Linked DNA regions of Mus musculus: regions 1 and 3 are each linked to region 2. A link is a loop called in an ENCODE intact Hi-C map of the cell type or tissue named here. Cell type or tissue: heart. All regions are shown on one strand. Each heading gives the region's core, and the rest is flanking DNA. Links, peaks and the distances in the headings are about the cores only.

Region 1 (5,000 bases), core at 1-5,000, 210 kb after region 2:
CCTCTCACTCTCTAGGCACTCACCAGACACACTGATATGACTGGCTGGGGGACTGAACCCCACGGGGGTGAGGAGAAAAGCTGCCTCCCACTGACTATACTGGATAAGCTGTTTGCACTTGGGGTTAACTCTTCTAGCTGGGTCACACCCAATCCTGATCCTTCCCCCAAACACCCCTCTTGGAAAGTCTGCGCTCACTGCTCAGTTGGCCAGAGCAGTGTTGCTGCCTGCAGCTCAGGGGCACCAAGGCAGCAGCACTATAGAGATGAGATCGGGGCAGACTTGGAAGTACATCGTACAGGCTCACACGGACCTGGTGGTGCAGCCTGTGACCCAGGCTTGTCAGGAAGCTTGAGACAGGAGGACAGCATGTTAAAGGCCTCCCTGAGTTCCTGAGTGAGTTTAGGACTAGCCCGGGCGACTCAGTAAGGGCCTATCTCAAAACACAAATTAAGAGGAGGACACAGGATGTAGCTCAGTGGTACAGTTTACCTACTGTGTACAAGCTTGAGACTCAGTCACTATAACTAACTGGACAGGCAGGTGGGGGACAGGAAGAATGTTATTCTTAAGGGACCAGGCTGGATTTGGGGCTTAGGGTAGGCACACTACCAACAGCATTGGAGATACGAACCAATAATACAGACGTGGGTCACATGATTACATAAAATGAACAATCATTGACCAAGGGGCCCTCAAAATGTCATCTGAGCTTGGAGAAGAAATGAAGAGAAGACACGTGGGAATATGGCTACTTTTCTTTTTTTACTTTGAACATTAGCATGAAGTTGGTTACCGTACACATCCAAAGGCCCAGCATGTTGGGGGGAAAAAATCATTAAATGGCACACCTTGTACCAGAGTCTCAATAAGAATAAAATATACAATGCTACATTGAGTGGTTAAAAATACACAAAAAAGTAGTTTTAACAATCTATAAATTTTTATACTTAAAATCATGATTGAGTTGAAATTAAAAAAAAGTGCATTTCCATTGCTAAAAAAATAATATTGGTAGAGTTAACACAGGGAAGCATATCATCACGCCGGGGGTCTGACAGGATGCTAGGGAAAAGATGGCTAAGGGAAGCCAGGCATCTGGACCAGTTCAGAGCCCACCTGGCTCCACCCACCATGCGGCCAGCTCCCTGGGCCAAGCCCTCCTCTCCCTCCTTCCCATCCTAGTAAGACTCTGTCCTGCCCACCACTCACCCCCACCCACAACTGAAGGCCCAATGACCTTCTTTACAGCACCCCTCACCGTCCCAGCTTGACCTTCAACGCCCTCTACAGAGGTAAGGATTCCAGATTAGACGTAGTCTTAAACCTTCTTGACCTTGCAGGCAGGACTGGAACCAAGCAGTTCCTGCCTTCTTACACTCCTCCGGACGAACATTCAACAGCAAGCTTTGTAAACCTAAGGCTAAGGATTCCTGGCAAGAACACTGGACTTCCTTTAAGAAATGAGAAAGTGCAAGTGACCTCAGGACTGTGGGGACACCCGGACACCTGCTATCTACCCTGGTCACTGCTTCCCTTCCACTTCTGCCTGGGCTGGAATTACAAGGACCCCCCGACTGGCACTGCACAGACTCTTGCTGGGGGAAAGGACCAGGAGAAAATCAGCAGGAGGCCCTTCCACAGGAAAATGCTTCCTGACCCTGCAAGGTAAACAGCCTCAGGCCTGTGCTTTCCTGAGTGGATAGCCAACTGTTCCTCTGGAGACACTGCAAAGGACGCATTCAATATTCCCCGAGAGCTGAAGAGGGCCAGGAGCCCAAAGACAAGGAACCTGTGCAGAGAGAGGGCCAGGCCTGCTCTGGGAGACCTTCCTACCCACCTGGAGCAGAAAAAGTGAGAGAGCGTGTGCTTACACATGAGAGGTCCCCACTGCTGTCACAGATGTGATAGGGCAGACTGGGCTGCAATGGGAGGGTGGAAACAGGGAGGAGGGTCACCTTTAGTTCTGCGTTTAGTAAACAATGGAGCCTTTATGATAAGGGCTAGCTTTCGGTTTCATGGAACCAATATTAACAAAGGCTTGCTGGTTATGATGCCTGACGAGCCACATGGACCTCAGACACAGGACCCCATCTCTGCTCACATCACCAGGCCTGAGTAACTGCTCAACTTAGTGATCGTGAAAATGTTTTAGTCAAATCCAATCAGTGAGCCAAGAGGTAGCCCAGAAGAGACTTAAAAGCTAAGAAGAAAGTACTTTATCGCCCCGTATGGCCAAAACAAGTACTGCAGAGGAAACAAAAACCCAAAACAACCCTCACCCCTACTCCCAACCCCTCATATTCTGGAAGATAATTCACCTGGTTTTTTGAGGCCACATATCTAGCAATACAATTTGAGAAGTAAACACAGACATTACACTACACCATTTATTTCTTTCCAACTTAACTCAAGTGAGTGATCATGTGTATTTTCCAATGCAGCCAGAGTCACAGAGCCTACTCGGGGTGTGATGGAGACCCTGTTTCTGGCTCCCTGGCTCCCTACATGGTAAGGCAGATGGAGAGGCTGTGCTCGTTCACGGGAGCCAGAGACACAGAAACAAGCCACTGCTCTCTTTTCAGACCCATACAGGCAGGCTCTTGACTCGACTGAAACCATCCGATTTCCTTTTGACATTAAACAAAGCCCCAGCTTCCCTCCCTTTTTGAGCATCTCCATCACCTATAAAATCATTTTCGAGTAATCTGCCATATCCCCAATCTCACCAGAGAAGCTCAAATAGGATGAAGGTAAGCTGGGGTTAGTGATGGGGAAACCTCTGAGGGGCAACAACTCTCTTTGATACTTGACCAAAAGTATCCTAATCCAGACACAATAACGCAGCCATCCTTCTCGAAGGGTATGGGTCTTCCCAGTGACAGGTGACTATGGCTCTTCGCTATCCAAACGCCCGGGACACTGGAGAAAAAGGAACCGATTCAAAGCACCCAGTTCCCAAGACTGACCGCAGCGGCAAACATGGAGGGTCCTTTAGACACTTGGGAATGATTTCTGCACCACAGACTCTACCTCTTCCAGTGTGCATGCCGCTCTCAATCCAAACAGCCAGTGGGGCATTCCAATGTCTTGACTTCTGTATTTTCAACCCAATTCTCACAATTTGGTATTGTCCCACCCACTGGCATCCTGTCTGTTCACAGACAAAAAAAAGGATGAAAAATTTATCAACAGCCGCCTTTCAAGTCTCCCACGGTGTGCGACCATCAATCAGTCTTGGGTGCCTGGGTACTAATAACTGGAAGGAAAGATGCAAGAGACTGTAAGTCAGAAAGCAAAGCTTTTGACTCAGGTCAGGATACTCTAATTAGTGTTCATTTGCCTAAAAAAAAAAAAAAAAAAAAATCCTGTTTCCTCACCGAAAGAGCTCATCTGTTTTTGCTTTAGGAGGGAACTATCAACCCATTACACAGCACAAACTTTAATTTGGGACACGAGAGACCAGCCAGTTGCTAAAGTAATCTTTACAGTGAAGTGCACATACTACACACAGAGCACACATCAGCTTCCTTTTTCCTCCGTCTTTCATACATTAGACATCAATCACACTTTGTAAATGACGTAATGGGGCTTACAAGGGGGACAGGTGGCTGATGAGAGAGAGGGGCTGATCAAAAATCAAGAAAGGAATTTGTTAACCCCAGAGAGCACTTTTCTCCTCCTATGACTAGGCTAGCCACTGGAAGAACCAAGTGTTACGCGATGCTATGTGCGCCCCAGCGGCAGCTCGCGCTCCTTTAGTTTGAAGGGTAGGTACTCAGGAAGACTTCATCAGATGAGAAAAAGATGACCCAGAGATGCACTGGGTGACCTTTGATTTTTAAGGGAACCGTCGGTCTGTGGTGAAAGACTAGAAGGTGAAGGACAAATGGCTCTAGTCCAGAAGTGGTGTGGGTGGGGGAATAAGATACAAAGAAGCTACAAAGGTGACCCTGCCGTGAATGACAGGGCAACAATACACAACTGTGTTCACAATTCCTAGCCAGGTGTTAGAGTTTGTAGTTAAGCCCTTGGGAAGAGGGTGAATTCCGATGCTCAGGAGAACGACTCAATCAGAGGTAGGATTCAGACCGGGACAGAGGCTCCAGGACATGGGCTTTTTTGAAGGCACTCGAGAGCAGAGTGATGAGAGTAAAGCTGCGTAGACAGTAGGAGATCAGACGGCCAGGTACTCAGGTCTCTGTGCTACAGTAACAGAAACAACTCCAGGGACGCTGTCCCGACACATCAACCAGAAGCCCTGAGTTAACAGGGTGGAGAGAGACCCACTTTATAACAACACAGCCTCTACTAAGGGAACAAAAAGGAAGAGTTTGTTTTCAGAATATGTAGGTCTGCACAGTAGTTTTGAATTAAACGTAATGTTTTTGAATGATATGGCATCTGGTTCTTTAAACAAATTTACTGAAGCTGGAGAGCTACAAAGTTGCTCTTTGAAGCAACTTGAGGAAAATTCTCAGAGGAATCTGACTTTCCTTGGAGTCTTGGAAAAGCTGTCCCCTAAGAGGGAAAGGTCTGATTATAAGTCTATAAACAGGCCTAGCGGGTACAAAAGTATTCAGCTGTGAAGGTGAACGGACACACTGGCGACTTTTATGGCTTCCACAGAGAGTGCAGTGGGGACCTCTGGGCTGCTTTAGCGAGGTAGTTCCGGGTTGGAAGGTCAGCATTGCTTCCCAAGACTGTAGGTTAGCTAGTGAGCTGTTATTGCATAACAATGCCACTGTTTCTAATGGCTTATGACCCTTTATTCCTGAAAAAGAAAAAAAAAAAATGGAGAGAGCGAGAACTCCTGGGAATTTTCTACCTTGGTTTTAAGTAGAGAAAAACCTTAAACCTGGTGACTCTTTGCTCAGGGTTAGAAGTTTAAGAATCCCAGCTGATTTTTTTTTAGTTGATAAAATGGTTAGCTCTAACATACTCTCTCTTCTCATGGCATGCTACACATGCGGAACAGCATCAAAATCTCTAGCATGTGG
Region 2 (7,926 bases), core at 1,112-6,111:
TATATCCATTTTTTGGGGGGTGGGTGGGTGTTGGTTTTTCCAGACAGGGTTTCTCTGTGTAGCCCTGGCTGTCCTGGAACTCACTTTGTAGACCAGGCTGGCCTTGAACTCAGAAATCTGCCTACCTCTGCCTCCCAAGTGCTGGGATTAAAGGCGTGTGCCACCCATTGCCCGGCTAAATCTTAAATCCTTAAAAGAACAGGTAGAGTATCAGGATGATTGTTCTGAGTTGGAGGCTAGTCTGGGCTACAGAGTATAACTCACAGGAAAAAAAAATGGGGGTCGGACTGCACTGGGAGTATAGCTAGAATCCCAAAGCCCTGACCTCGATACCTAGGACCCTGTAGAACCGAACATTGTAGCTCATCTTTGCCTGTAATTCCAGTGTATAGAAGTTCATTTCAAAACCAAAACAGAAGATAATATTATCTTAATTGGTGTTTCTAGTATGCTAGAAAAATGGCCTTTCAACAAAATGTAAAACTATACATCTGGAAAACTAGATCTGCTTCAGGCTGGGTATAGTGAGTCGTGCTTTTAATCCCAGCACCACCCAGCACACCCAGGCCGAGGCAAGCCTGGTCTACATAGGGCAGCTAGGGCTATGCAGAAAAAACAGGTCTCAAAAAGCAAACGAAACCCAAAACAAAAAAGTAGATGGAGTTTTGGTTCTACTCCTGGCTTTGGCGTTCAGTGATTATGAAATGCAGACAGGATACTCATGGCGTATTTTAATCTCGGCCCTGGGCTGTCAAACAAAGCCGCCGGTAGCACATTTCTATAAAATGAACACAGTTCTATAAAATGGACCCGGGAGAGATACTCCTAATCCCAAGCACCCCCATGTGTGTATACGATGTGATGGGTGTATGGCGGTGTGATGGGTGTATGGCGGTGTGATGGGTGTATGGCGTTGTTCTTTTGTCTCTCTGCCTCTTTAAATCTCTCCTGGCATATTTCCCCTGCTTGGCCTCCCTGTCCTCACATCCCCAGGTGTCCTCACATCCCCAGGTGAATTTCCTGGTTAGCAGGAGTCTGTTGAGCTGCCCTCCAGGCTGGATCTCTGAGGGTCAGAGCGAGCAGAGAACAGGGGAAAGCTGTTTGCACTTAGGAACCATTTTGGCTGTTCTAACCATTGCCTTTAATGGCCACTGCTGGCGGCGCTATAGCTGCTAGAGGGTCAGGGCAGCTGGTTCTCTCTCCTTGCTGGAGCTGGGCTTGGCCCTCCCGGCACTAAGAGTGCTTAGGTGTGGTGCCCTTTTACCTATAGGACATAACCACTACTCAGCCTGGCCTTGGTAGACCCGGGTTTATTGGAGCAGGGTCAATGTAGCAGAGATGGAGGAGTGGAAGACTTTCTTTCTCTGTCATTGTGAACACATTTATTTAGATTCAGCAATGACTGTCACCGCCCCTTCCACTCTACCTCCAGGTCTCCTTTAGAATACTGTCAGGGGCTTGCTGGACTTAGCTCCCACCAGGAGAAACCCCTGGGAAGTGTGAGTTGTGCTCCCACTCATCAGGAGCTCTAAGCCAGCTCAACCTTCCTCACGCTGGGACCTTTAATACAGGTCCTAAGGTTGTGCTGACCTCCAACCACAACATTATTTTTGTTGCTACTTCGTAGCTAGTTTTGCTACAGTTATGAACCGTAATGTTCTGTCCTGATATCAGCTCCTAGGCGACCCCTGTGAAAGGGTAGGTAAGTAAGTAGGGTCTGTGGATCCCCAAAGAGTTGTAAGCCACAGATTTAGAGCCACTGTAAGCCCTCAGCACACCAGCCTAACGCAGCCAACTCTGGGCCTCTCATAGGTGGGATGAGTAAGTTATCCAAAGGGGTTGTAATGTAAGCAAGGGAATTTAGGTTACAGGTCCCAGCAGTGCCCTGTGCGGTTTGGGCCTGAAAGGAATTAGGTAGCACCAGGCTCAGTGGAAAGCCAGGCTTAGAAGACAAAGGTCCTCTTCCAGGCTATCCCCTTGGGTTTTAATCAGGGCTGGGGGCTTTGCTGAGAAGGAAGTCTGGGAGGAGCCTAGAGTGGGTTCCCAGGATGGGGTGTGTATGCCCTAGAGGGTGAGGGAGGGCTGCTGGGATGTCTTTCTTTCATTGGTTGGGTAGACCTGCCCTCCTCCCCCTCCCGCTCCTGGAACATTCCAGACATTCCAGCCAATCTGCCTGCCATTGCTTTCTGGATATGGATTAACAAACATCCTTGCAGAGATTAGATTTCACTGCTACCACCCTGCTCCTGCCATACTGAATAGAAGGCCCCAAATCAGAGTTTGGACAGGCAAGTCTTGGCCTTTGACCTGGGATTGCACTAATGGGTTCTTTCAAACTAGGCTCCTGTTCTGGGGTTGCTGTATGCCTTGTTTCTTCCTAGGCAGGCTGCCTTCATCTCCCCTCTATCCAGAAGGACTTCCTGGGGGGAGGTGTCCGGGGCTGGGCACTGTTCATTTTCTCCCAGATTCTTCACCCATCTGAACATACTCGGTGTATCTATTTGGTTAGCAAAGGTGTTTTGTGAGAAACCCTTACCAGGGAGATCCAAAGCTGCCTTTTGGCCAGTCCTTGGATCTGGTACCTGGTGGAATGGGGTCTAAGGACTCAGCAATGGGCTTGTTGGCTTCCCGTGTGTGTCTGACACAGAGCACGCCTCACGCCGCTGGACCGGGTGTTGACTTTGTGGTTCTCCTGCCAGTACTGTGGGTGCTGGGATTACAGAGGGTCGACAGGCTTATCTATCCGTGCAGTCCTGGGACTTGAGCGCAGGACTTTGTGTCTGCTAGACAAATGCTGTACTCGTGGAGTTATGTCTGTCTGTCTTCCCCTCCTCTTCTATCACTGCAACGCCACCTTCCGACTGGCCTACTGTTCTATAGACTGGCCTGTGCGTGCATCAGTCCTGCTTTAGCCTGGAATCATGGCTCAAGCCTCCAGACTCAGCTGACTGTTTCCAATCCTCACTGTATCTACTCTAACTTTGTTAGGTCAAGTTCACAAACCACCAAGGTTTTCCTTCAAACAGATCCACCTTTCCTTTAGCTTTTTATTATTTCTTTTTCAAGATAGGATTTCTCTGTATAACCTTTGCTATCCTGGGACTCATTGTGTAAACCAGGCTGGCCTCGAACTCAGAGATCTGCCTGCCCCTGCCTCTTGAGTGCTGAGTTTGAGGAGGAAGAGGTTGGGTTTGGGTCAGGGGTGACATAGCTAAAGGAGCCGGGGACACCACTGCTCCACTCTTTTAGCTATGTCATTCCCAGATTTTCCCTGCTGTAGCTTGTCAACAAGGAGTTGTCGCTCTCAGAATTTCAGACTCAGTGGATCACAGAGACCCTTCTATTTTACACTAGACCCTGCTTTGGTAGGGACTGCCTAGGACAACTAAGGCCAACACACCCACTGTTAGGGCCTTGCATTCCTTTTTGCTTGCCCCACCCCACAGCTTGATGCCAGCTCTTCTGGTAGCCCACTGAGCATACGTGACTCAGCATTCTCTCACCTTGGGTACACTACACCGGTATTTTGCCTTCCTGTATGCCTGTGTGCCTTGTGCATGCAGTGCCTGTAGGGGCCAGAAGAGGGCATCTGATCCCCCTCATTATAGAAGGTTGTAACTCATCCTGGGCCTGGTGGCAATTAAATCCTGCTCCTCTAGAAGAGCTCCCAGTACTCTAAACCGCTGAGCCATCTCTCCAACGCCCTGGATCTCCGCCCTGGATCTCGTCTTTGAACTAAAGGTTTGTACGGGATCAAAGACACACAGAGATCTAAATGACAATTGACTAACCCATCAAGTCAATCTAAATGTCTTAAGCTCAGAGATTAAGGTATTGATTTGGGTGGTGAGCAGACTCTCTGGGTCACTCTGGACCTTAGCCTTGAACCTGCATTCCTCAAGGGAAATCAGTTTTTTCAGAGCCATTTGAAAGCTGGGATGGAGTAAGTATAGTATAGTCACCTGGGAGAAAAAAGGTGGTCCTGATGCTGCGCTGTGTGTTGATCACTCTGGAGAACTTTAGCCATTCATAGATGCATCTATTGTTACACTTTAAGAATTCACCCCAAGTCTTTCCTAAGCGCTTTACAAACACTATCTAATGCCACCTCCCACTTGTGAATGGGGTTTATCCTTGTTGTACAAAGCGGGGGGAGACCAGGTCTCAAAGAACTTAAGTAATCTTCTAATGTGCTAATAAGTGGTTTAGATCCCTAGTTGTGCCAAGGGCTTAACCACTGTACTATTATTATCTTATGCAATTGTTCGCATATATTGTTTCCCTTAATACGATGTGAGCGCCTGGGTCAGGCATTCCGCCACTTTTGTTCATTGCTGTGCCCCAGTCCTGCGAGCAAAGTACAGCTTGAAGTAGGTGCTAGTTAAAGAGGTGTTGGATTAATTAATAGTTACCGTCTTACTTGACTTTGGATTTGCTTTATTTTAAGTACGTATGTGTGGGTATGTAACCAGTGGGTCAGGTGCTGGAGATGAGCTGGGGTTCAAGCAGTTGTGAGCTGCCTCTCACATGGGCTCTAGGAGCGGGACTCCTGTCCTATAAGAGCCCCAAGCACCCTTTCTCTAGCTTCTTGGCTTTGTTTTGATGGAGAGAGAAGTATGGGACCGCTGTAGCAAGCATCAAAACAGTATGTTCGATCTTCTGCTGCCGTTACGCTGAGAACATCTGGTTCCGAGTTCCTCTCTGACGTCCTATTAGTGCTCGGGCTTATAGGGTGAAGCCTTGTTTGCTCGAAAGTCTGCATCCTTACTGGGTTGCTAGTCTGTGTTTCTTTGTTTTTTCCTGAGATGAGGTCTCACTGTTTATTCCGGCTGTCCTGTAATTAACTATGGAGATCAGGTTGGCCTGGAACTCAGAGATCTGCTTGTCTCTGCCTCTTAAGAGCTTGGATTAAAGGCAACTGCTCCCAGTTTAGGTTACTATTTTTAGGGCTGGGGATCTAGCTTGTGCCAGACCATGAATTCAGTCCCTAGCACTGGGGAGGAAGCCACCATCCTATGGTTTTGGTGAACTAACAAGCTGGGACAAGGATTAGAAACTGCCAGGTCATGGGCCCAAAGCATCTGGAATTGTCTAAATCATGTTTTGCCCTTTCTTTTCAGGAGTCGGAAAATACAGATCCGCAATATTCCACCTCAGCTCCGATGGGAAGTAAGTGTTTGGAGAAGTTAATGTACAGGTTTGGTGGAGACTGGTCATGGGACTCTGTCCGACTAAGTTGGTAGAAATAACCAGTCTCCCCTGGGTGTGAGATTAGTAGGGTCTGGGGCCAGAGCCAGTGCATCCCTGCAAACACTGATGATGGCATCAGCATGTAGGGCCCTAAGGGGTGGAGCTTCAGGCCGTCAAAATGTCTAGTTCCTGCTGGTGCCCAGAGCTTTGGGGTAAGGGGTGTTCAGGCCCCAGGATACTCAGACACCTTTTTTCTACCCCTCCAGGTGCTAGATAGCCTGCTGGCTCAGTACGGTACAGTGGAGAACTGTGAGCAAGGTAAGACGGACAAGGAGTTAAGTGGCTTCAGCACCAAGCGATCCTGTGATCAGATCCATTGGGAAGACACACTCCTGCGCATATGCTGGACTCTGGCTCCAGCATTCGTCCTACCGTGTAGAACCATGAAACTGGGCTACTGTGTGATGGGCAGTCTGGACACATTTTTCCTTCTCCTTGTCTTCAATGAGACAGGCTCTCACAGGGTAACCTTGGCTGGCCTGGAACTTGCAATGTAGAGCTTGTAATGTAGATCAGGCTGGCCTCGAACTTAGATTTGACAGCCTCTGCCTCCTGAGTACTAGGATTAAAGCCGTGGACCACCACATCGGGCCTTATTACTCCTTCTCAATAAGGAGTCTCAGTTCCAAGCTTGCAGGAATCACATTTCAGTAATTTGAGAACAGAAATTTGTAGGGGCTGGGTGTTTGAGCTTTTGAGAGGCAGGAACATTTCTGTGTGTTTGAGGCCAGCCGTATGTACTGTTATAGCAGTATATAGAGAGACCTTGTCTTTTTTAAATATTTAATTTTATTTATTTAATAAATGAGTGCTCTCTGCATGTACATCTGCATGCCAGAAGAGGGCATCAGATCCCATTGTAGATGGTTTTGAGCCACCATGTGGTTGTTGGGAATTGAACTCAGGACTTCTGGAAGACCAGGCAGTGCTCTTAACAGCTGAGCCATCTCTCTAGCCTGAGAGATCTTGTCTTTTACAAGGGAAAAACAAAAAACCTCCTTTCTGGGCGTGTTGGTGTTCTCCTTTAATCTCAGCACTTGGGATGAAGAGGCGGGGAATCTCTTCCAGTGTGGGCTGATCTACAGAGTGAGTTCCAGAAGAGCCAGGGCTACACAGAGAAACCTTTTCTTGAAAGAACAAATTAAAAGCAACAACAACAACAAAAATTAATAAAATAAAAGGGATGGGGGTGGGAGAGGGCTGAAGAGATGATGGTTCAGTTACTAAGAGCACTGGTTGTTCTCCCAGAGACCCAGCACCCAGAGGAGGCTCACAGCCATCTGTAATTTCAGTTCCAGAGGATCTGATGCCCTCTTCTGACCTTCAAGGGACTATACAGACAAAACATCTATACACATGAAATCAAAATGAAGGACAAGTTTGAAAAAAGTTTATTCCTTAATAGTTTGGGCAGGCAAAACCTTTTTGAATATTGGGCCCACAGAAGGAGGCATAGGGATCCTGAGTTGTAAAAAGAACAAACTCAGCTGCGGTTTTGATTTTGCTTGTGGTGTCAGGTTTGTTCCAGAGGAAATGAGCTTGGAGTGATTTGGTTGCACACCCCAAGATGAGGTTGTTTTAGATGTTTTTTAAACCATCATGTAGGGACATTACATGTTCCTGGGTATCATGGCCTGCTTAAATTGAGGCAGGCCCGCCAGTCTCCTCAATCACTTCTTAGTGAAAACATTTAACATCTTGTCACCCTCCAAAGTTTGTAGGACAGTGTGGTCTGCTGCTGTCATATCACATAGAAAGGAGTGCTCCTGATGTACTCTTCTGTCTGTCTGTCTGACTGTCACTTGGCCCGGCAGTCAGCTCTCCCAAGCCTCCCTCCTTCCCTGTCGCTCCCTTGGCCATGGGAATTTGTATTCTCCCTTCAGTCAGACTCCTCCCCCTCCCAGTCTTAATTCTCTTTCCCCTACTTTCCTTTTTTTCTGTTGTTTCCTCTCCTTTGCCCTCCTTTCTCACCCTCCACTCCTCCTTCCAGGCTTCATTCTTCCTGGCGGCTTTTATGGTCCTGAGAGTTTCTTACCTTTCAGAACCTGCTTTTTTAATTTAACTGAGTAATCTCTACTTCCCTTTAGTTGTCACAGGATTTCAAATTTTTACGACTAAATAGTATTCCTGTGTGTGCGCTGTGGGTTGGGAAAGGCGCACGACTAGTGCCTTTTTTCCATGTGAACTACACCGCAGCCCACTTGGGAAACTCTTCAAGAAGCAGTAGTTGCTTTGTCTGAGGTCTAAGTGTTCTTTAAACAAAAAAAGATATTTATTATTATATCTAAGTACACTGTAGCTGTCTTCAGACACACCAGAAGAGGACATCTGATCTCATTACAGATGGTTGTGAGCCACCATGTGGTTGCTGGGATTTGAACTCAGGACCTTTGGAAGAGCAGTCAGTGCTCTTAACCACTTGAGCCATCTTTCCAGCCCCTTAAGTGTTCATGTTTAGATTCTTTGTGGGAAGGGGCAAGCTGTACATGCTGGCATTACCTGCCCAGCAGCGATGTGCTGTGTTCTTGCCTCTAACCTTCTAACTTGCCTTTCATCTTAAATGCCAGGGCATAGCTGATTTGCTGGTAGTTTGTCTTGCTGCAGCTAGACTCTTGAGTCAGACAGACTGGTGGCCACTTAGAGCAGGCAGCTGTCTGGGCTGTAAACTCAGGCTGT
Region 3 (5,000 bases), core at 1-5,000, 100 kb after region 2:
GCACATCAAGGCCAACTGAAAAGCAGTCATCCACAAATAAAATCTATACAGCCATTGTCTAGGGCTAAGGTTAGGAAAATTGGGAGCAACTGCTTTTTACGAAGAGCTGCCACGGGTTGCTGAGATGTCTCCATCCCGGCTGACTACAGGCTGTCCCTGTCATTGTGTGCTGTGTGACTGTACAGCTGAGCCATCTCTCCAGTGGTTCAGTTTTTTAAAAACTAACTTTGAGTTGCGAGCCTTCCTAGCAGGTTTTTGGTTAGGGTTTATTGCTGTGCTAACACCATGACCAAAAGCATCTTCGAAAACAGAGGGCTTATTTCAGCCTAAGGTTTCACATCATAGCTCACTCATCAAAGCCAACGCAGGAACTGAAAGCAGGAACCCAAGTGGAAGCCATGGAAGTACGCTGCTTACTGCCTTGCTTTTTCTCTTCAAACTGTACACTTTTGTATTTCTTTTTGCCCGATTGTTCTTTTTCATTATAAACCAGCTGAAGAGTGCTTAATAATAACCATATGACAGAGTCGGTATTAAGCTGTCTTGAAATCTCCTCTGCTGAAGAAATTAGTTCATTACTTTTAACTTTGCTTCAGGCAGGTTCTTAGAACGAGGGCAGAAAGCAGACTTTGCCAAATCGTCCCAAGGACCGGCTCTAGCCCAGTTGCTAATATTGTTCCCCTCTGAAACCTCTTGAGCCAGACCTCCACAATCCACATAGCTCTCAGCACTGTCGTCTTCCAGCCTCCTACTAGGATGGCCCATTAAGCTCTGCATACAGCATTTAACCACTTTCCTAGTTCAATGTCCCCCCTAATTTTCCACATTCCTTCAAAAATATGGTCAGGTATGTCATATCCCATGAACATGATACCAATCTCGGTCTTAGTTACTTTTCTATGGCTGTGATAAAACACTATGACCAGGGCAACTGAGAAAAGTGTTTATTTGTGCTTAAGTTCCAGAGGGTTAGAGTCCCTGGTGGCAGAGCAAAGGCATGGTGGCAGGAACAGCTGAGTGCTGCATCTTTTTTGTTTGTTTGTTTTTTGTTTTTATTTGTTTGTTTTTCAGGACAGGGTTTTTTGTATAGCCCTGGCTGTCCTGGAACTCACTTTGTAGACCAAGCTGGACTCTAACTCAGAAATCTGCCTGCCTCTGCCTCCCGAGTGCTGGTATTAAAGGCGAGCGCCACCACACCCGGCATGAGTGCTGCATCTTAAAAGCAAGAGGCAGAGAGCACACTGGGGAGGGTGAGGAGCTGTTTTTTTTTGTTTGTTTGTTTTTGTTTTTCGAGACAGGGTTTCTCTTTATAGCCCTGACTGTCCTGGAACTCACTCTGTAGACTAGGCTGGCCTCGAACTCAGAAATCTGCCTGCCTCTGACTTCCGAGGGTGTGGAGCTTTTGAAGCCTCAAAGCCTGGCACAGTGACACACTTCCTGCAGCTAGGCTACACCTCCTAATCCTTCCCAAACAGTTCCACCGACTGCAGACCAAGAATTCAAATATATGAGCCCTGGGAGGCTGTTCCCATCCAAACTGCCACACAGGGTCAAGGTGAAGGCCGTGGGATGAGTCAGAGACAAACTTTTTTTTAAAAGACTTTATTTATTATTATAGTAAGTACACTGTAGCTATCTTCAGACACACCAGAAGAGGGAGTCAGATCTTGTTACGGATGGTTGTGAGCCACCATGTGGTTGCTGGGATTTGAACCCTGGACCTTCGGAAGAACAGTCGGGTGCTCTTACCCACTGAGCCATCTCACCAGCCCCCAGAGAGACAAACTTTTTGTTTGTCTCTTTTGATACAAGATCTCTCACTACTGCACCCTGACCAGCCTAGAATTTGCTCTGTAGCTTCAAACTCAGACAGCAGAGAGCTGGAACCAAAGACATGTGCCACCAAACTGAGCTACAATAAACATTTTAAAACCACTTAAACAGTGATGGTACCTAGTTGATGATGGATAAAATCCTCAGCCAAGGAGTTGTACTCCAATAAGAGAAAAAAACCCAGATCCAAAGCCTGGAAAACTCCCTCAGATGTCAGAGGGTAGAGGACCAGGAGTGAGTGACAGACAGATGTCAGTAGCAACTGCAGCAGGGAGCAAGGCAAAGTGCCATGTTGTGGCATAACTGTTGTGCCAGCTATTTGGGGGGTGGCAGTGTGTGTGGCAGGAGACAGAAGGATCTTTTCAGCTCTGGAGTTCAAGGCTGCTCTGGGCAACATAGTGAGACCTCAGAGACCTTGTTGAAAGAGGAGGAGGAGGAAGAAGAGGAAGAGAAAGAGAAGAAGGAGGAGGAGAAATAATAATCTCTCTCTCTCTCTCTCTCTCTCTCTCTCTCTCTCTCTCTCTCTCTCTCTCTCTCTCTCTCTCCCTCTCCCTCTCTCTCTATGACAAGAGTTTCTCTGTGTAGCCCTGACTGTTTTGGAACTCACTCTTAGACCAGGCTGGCCTAGAACTCACAGAGATCTGACTGCCTCTGCCTCCCGACTACTGGGATAAAAGGTATGCGCCACCACTGCTCGGCTCTAGAAGAAGTCTCAATGAACAATGTTCCCTAAAGAGAAAGAGATGTTTGCAGGAATGAATCCTTTAAATCCATGAGTCTTTAGGTCTTGAGGGGAAACGTGGGGGAAGGGCGTAGCTGTATCTATTACCTTTACAACCAGCCTTATCCTGTCCTAGCTCGCTCTGCCCCCTGCTGGCCATCCTGAGTACTTGCCTTTCCTGTGAATGGATTTTTCTCCATCCGTGGCATTTAGAATCTTTCAGGGTTTAGAGGATGGGAGACTAAGGAGTTACAGTCAGGTGGGAATAACGTTTTATTGGGTAGGATAAAGGGCTTCTAGAGATGGATAGGGATGGCTGACAGCTGTACAACAATATGTGTGTGCTTCTAATGTCATGTCTAGGTCATCCTGAAAGCTTCTCTGGGGACACTGAACACCCTTGCTGATGTGCCAGATGATGAGGTTCAGGGCAGAGGCCAGAGGCAGCTGACCATTTCCACCAGACATCGGAAGGTCCTGAATTTCATCCTTCAGCATGTGACGTACACCAGCACAGAGTACTATCTCCACAAGGTGGACACAGGTCTGTCTTCTGATCACAAACTGCTGGAAAAGAGCATCACTCCCTCTCAAAACCTTCCCCCAGGACGCTTCCTGTGTGCGCCCTCTCAAAACCTTCCCCCAGGACGCTTCCTGTGTGCGCCCTCTCAAAACCTTCCCCCAGGATGCTTCCTGTGTGCGCCCTCTCAAAACCTTCCCCCAGCATGCTTCCTGTGTGCCAGTTTCTGAGCCTCGACAATTACCTGCCTATTTACTGCACCCAATAGAGTCCCCCACTGCCACTGACCCCAGAGCGACTTGAGAAAGATCCCTGACACTGCTCACCTTGCACACATGAACACAAAGCCAGTGTCCTGCCACTGTGGCCAATACCCAAGACAGCATAGAAAAAGAAAGGCTCTGGCTCACAGCCTTGGAGGCTCCATTCCGTGGTGACTCGGCCCTTGTGGCGAGGCAGCATAGTATGGTAAAGCTTCCTACTTTACAGCTAGGAAGCGGCTGATCCTACTGTCACCTTAAAGGCATTCCCAAAGGGACCTGAACACCTCCCATCATATCCTAGTTTCTAAGGGATCCACCTCCTAGTGTCACAACAGTGGCTTATGCCTACACTATACCGACCTTTAGGGACACTGATCCAAACCACAGTACCATCCCATTCTGTCTGTTACTGATGGAGTTTTGTTTTGCTTGATACAGGCTCGTAGATAGCCCAGGCTAGCTTCAGACTCTGAACTTGTGTGTCTCCAGTTTCTACCCCCTATGCACTGGGATAACAGTCAAATGAACCTCTAAGTACAGTTTATGTGGTGCTGGGAATCAAATCCAGGCCCTTCTGTGTGGTAGACAACCACGCTGCCAAGCCAGTTACATACCTAGTCTTATTGTTTCTTGAGATGCTCTCGCGTAAGCCAGGATTTTCCAAACTCTCTTACATGTTTGTGGCTGGCTTGCCTTGAGCTCCAGATTCCCCCTTTCTTCTCTCAAGCTTTGGGGTTACAGGTGTGTACACCCCGCACTCTGTTATTTTTTTGTTTGTTTATAAGTTCATCCATTTGTTGAGGCAGGATCTTGTATGTGTCTCAGGCTGGCCTCAAATTCTCAATTCCTATGCCTCAGGCTCCATAATGTCGAAATCACAGCCATACATCACTATGTTTGGCTGGCCTTATCCAGTCCTGTTAGCTGTTCTCTGCAGCTATTTATTTCACTTATTTTATTAGTGGGGGGGGGGCATGAACATTTCACAGTAGTCATATGGAAGTCAGAAGTCACCTTGGAGGGGTTTGTTCTCTCCTACCACATGAATCCCAGGGATCAAACTCAGGCCATTGGGTTTAGCAGCAAGCCCCTTTACCTGCTGAGCCACTTTGACGACCCCTCTGGAACTTTTAAAGCTGCTTCAGCTTCTGTTGAGGTGGCGACTCTTGCCTAACCAGTGTGTGCATCAATATCTCGTGAGCATTCCTGCAGAGAGAGAATGTGGCCAGTTTCAAGGATATGAACTTGTCTTTCCAACCCCCCCACACCCATTACAGAAACTCCTGGGAGGACAAATCTTACCACCCTCACTTTTTGTCTTTTCCTTTGTGAGTTGCTCCACGGCACAGCAACGGGGGGGGGGGGGGAAGAAATGTAATATGCACAAATGAAAGTTCAGCTTGGCTGGTAGAGTACTTGCCTAGCAATGCACAGAGCCATGGGTTCGAGACCCAGCATCATATGAAATTGGGCATGGGAGTGCTATGCCTAAGACCCTAGCACTTGGGAGGTGGAATCAGAGGCTAGCGGTCCTAGGTTATCCTTCATAGCTATAGTAAGCATCCTCTCCACCTTCAGATTTTAAGGCATTTCCCTTCAGAAAATGAGCCTGTGTTCTAAGGTACAGTGGGTACTACTGTCCTGGTCTTGTCATTGGAGTCAT

The links. Hi-C counts contacts between places; a loop is a spot of excess contacts. Peaks named below come from ENCODE experiments on the same cell type or tissue, not always from the same donor. Only the 100,000 strongest peaks of a DNase experiment are listed, where the experiment ranks them.
Region 1: it touches region 2 in a loop (3-fold over the local background); 4 of 42 quality-filtered maps call a loop at or near these places.
Region 3: it touches region 2 in a loop (4-fold over the local background); 13 of 42 quality-filtered maps call a loop at or near these places.

Annotation. Positions count from the first base shown.
Region 1 is chr11:95,768,100-95,773,099 of GRCm38, reverse strand. No RefSeq gene overlaps it. Among named protein-coding and RNA genes, the nearest start is that of Gm38957, 6.2 kb to the left of the region's middle. In heart, for the core only: a CTCF peak has its summit at 2,225; a DNase peak (open chromatin) is centred at 1,239; H3K27ac peaks cover 439 bases.
Region 2 is chr11:95,976,864-95,984,789 of GRCm38, reverse strand. It overlaps Igf2bp1 (insulin-like growth factor 2 mRNA binding protein 1), which reads left to right. Exons shown (of 15, transcript NM_009951.4): 3 at 5,121-5,169; 4 at 5,457-5,508. Among named protein-coding and RNA genes, the nearest start is that of Mir3063, 17 kb to the right of the region's middle. In heart, for the core only: CTCF peaks have their summits at 3,573 (motif pointing right) and 6,056 (motif pointing right); no DNase peak of the experiment used is centred there; H3K4me3 peaks cover 2,005 bases; H3K27ac peaks cover 2,458 bases.
Region 3 is chr11:95,874,196-95,879,195 of GRCm38, reverse strand. B4galnt2 (beta-1,4-N-acetyl-galactosaminyl transferase 2) reads left to right here. Exons shown (of 11, transcript NM_008081.3): 6 at 2,918-3,098. Among named protein-coding and RNA genes, the nearest start is that of n-TQttg6, 17 kb to the right of the region's middle. In heart, for the core only: a CTCF peak has its summit at 2,720 (motif pointing left); no DNase peak of the experiment used is centred there; H3K4me3 peaks cover 670 bases; H3K27ac peaks cover 299 bases; H3K27me3 peaks cover 970 bases.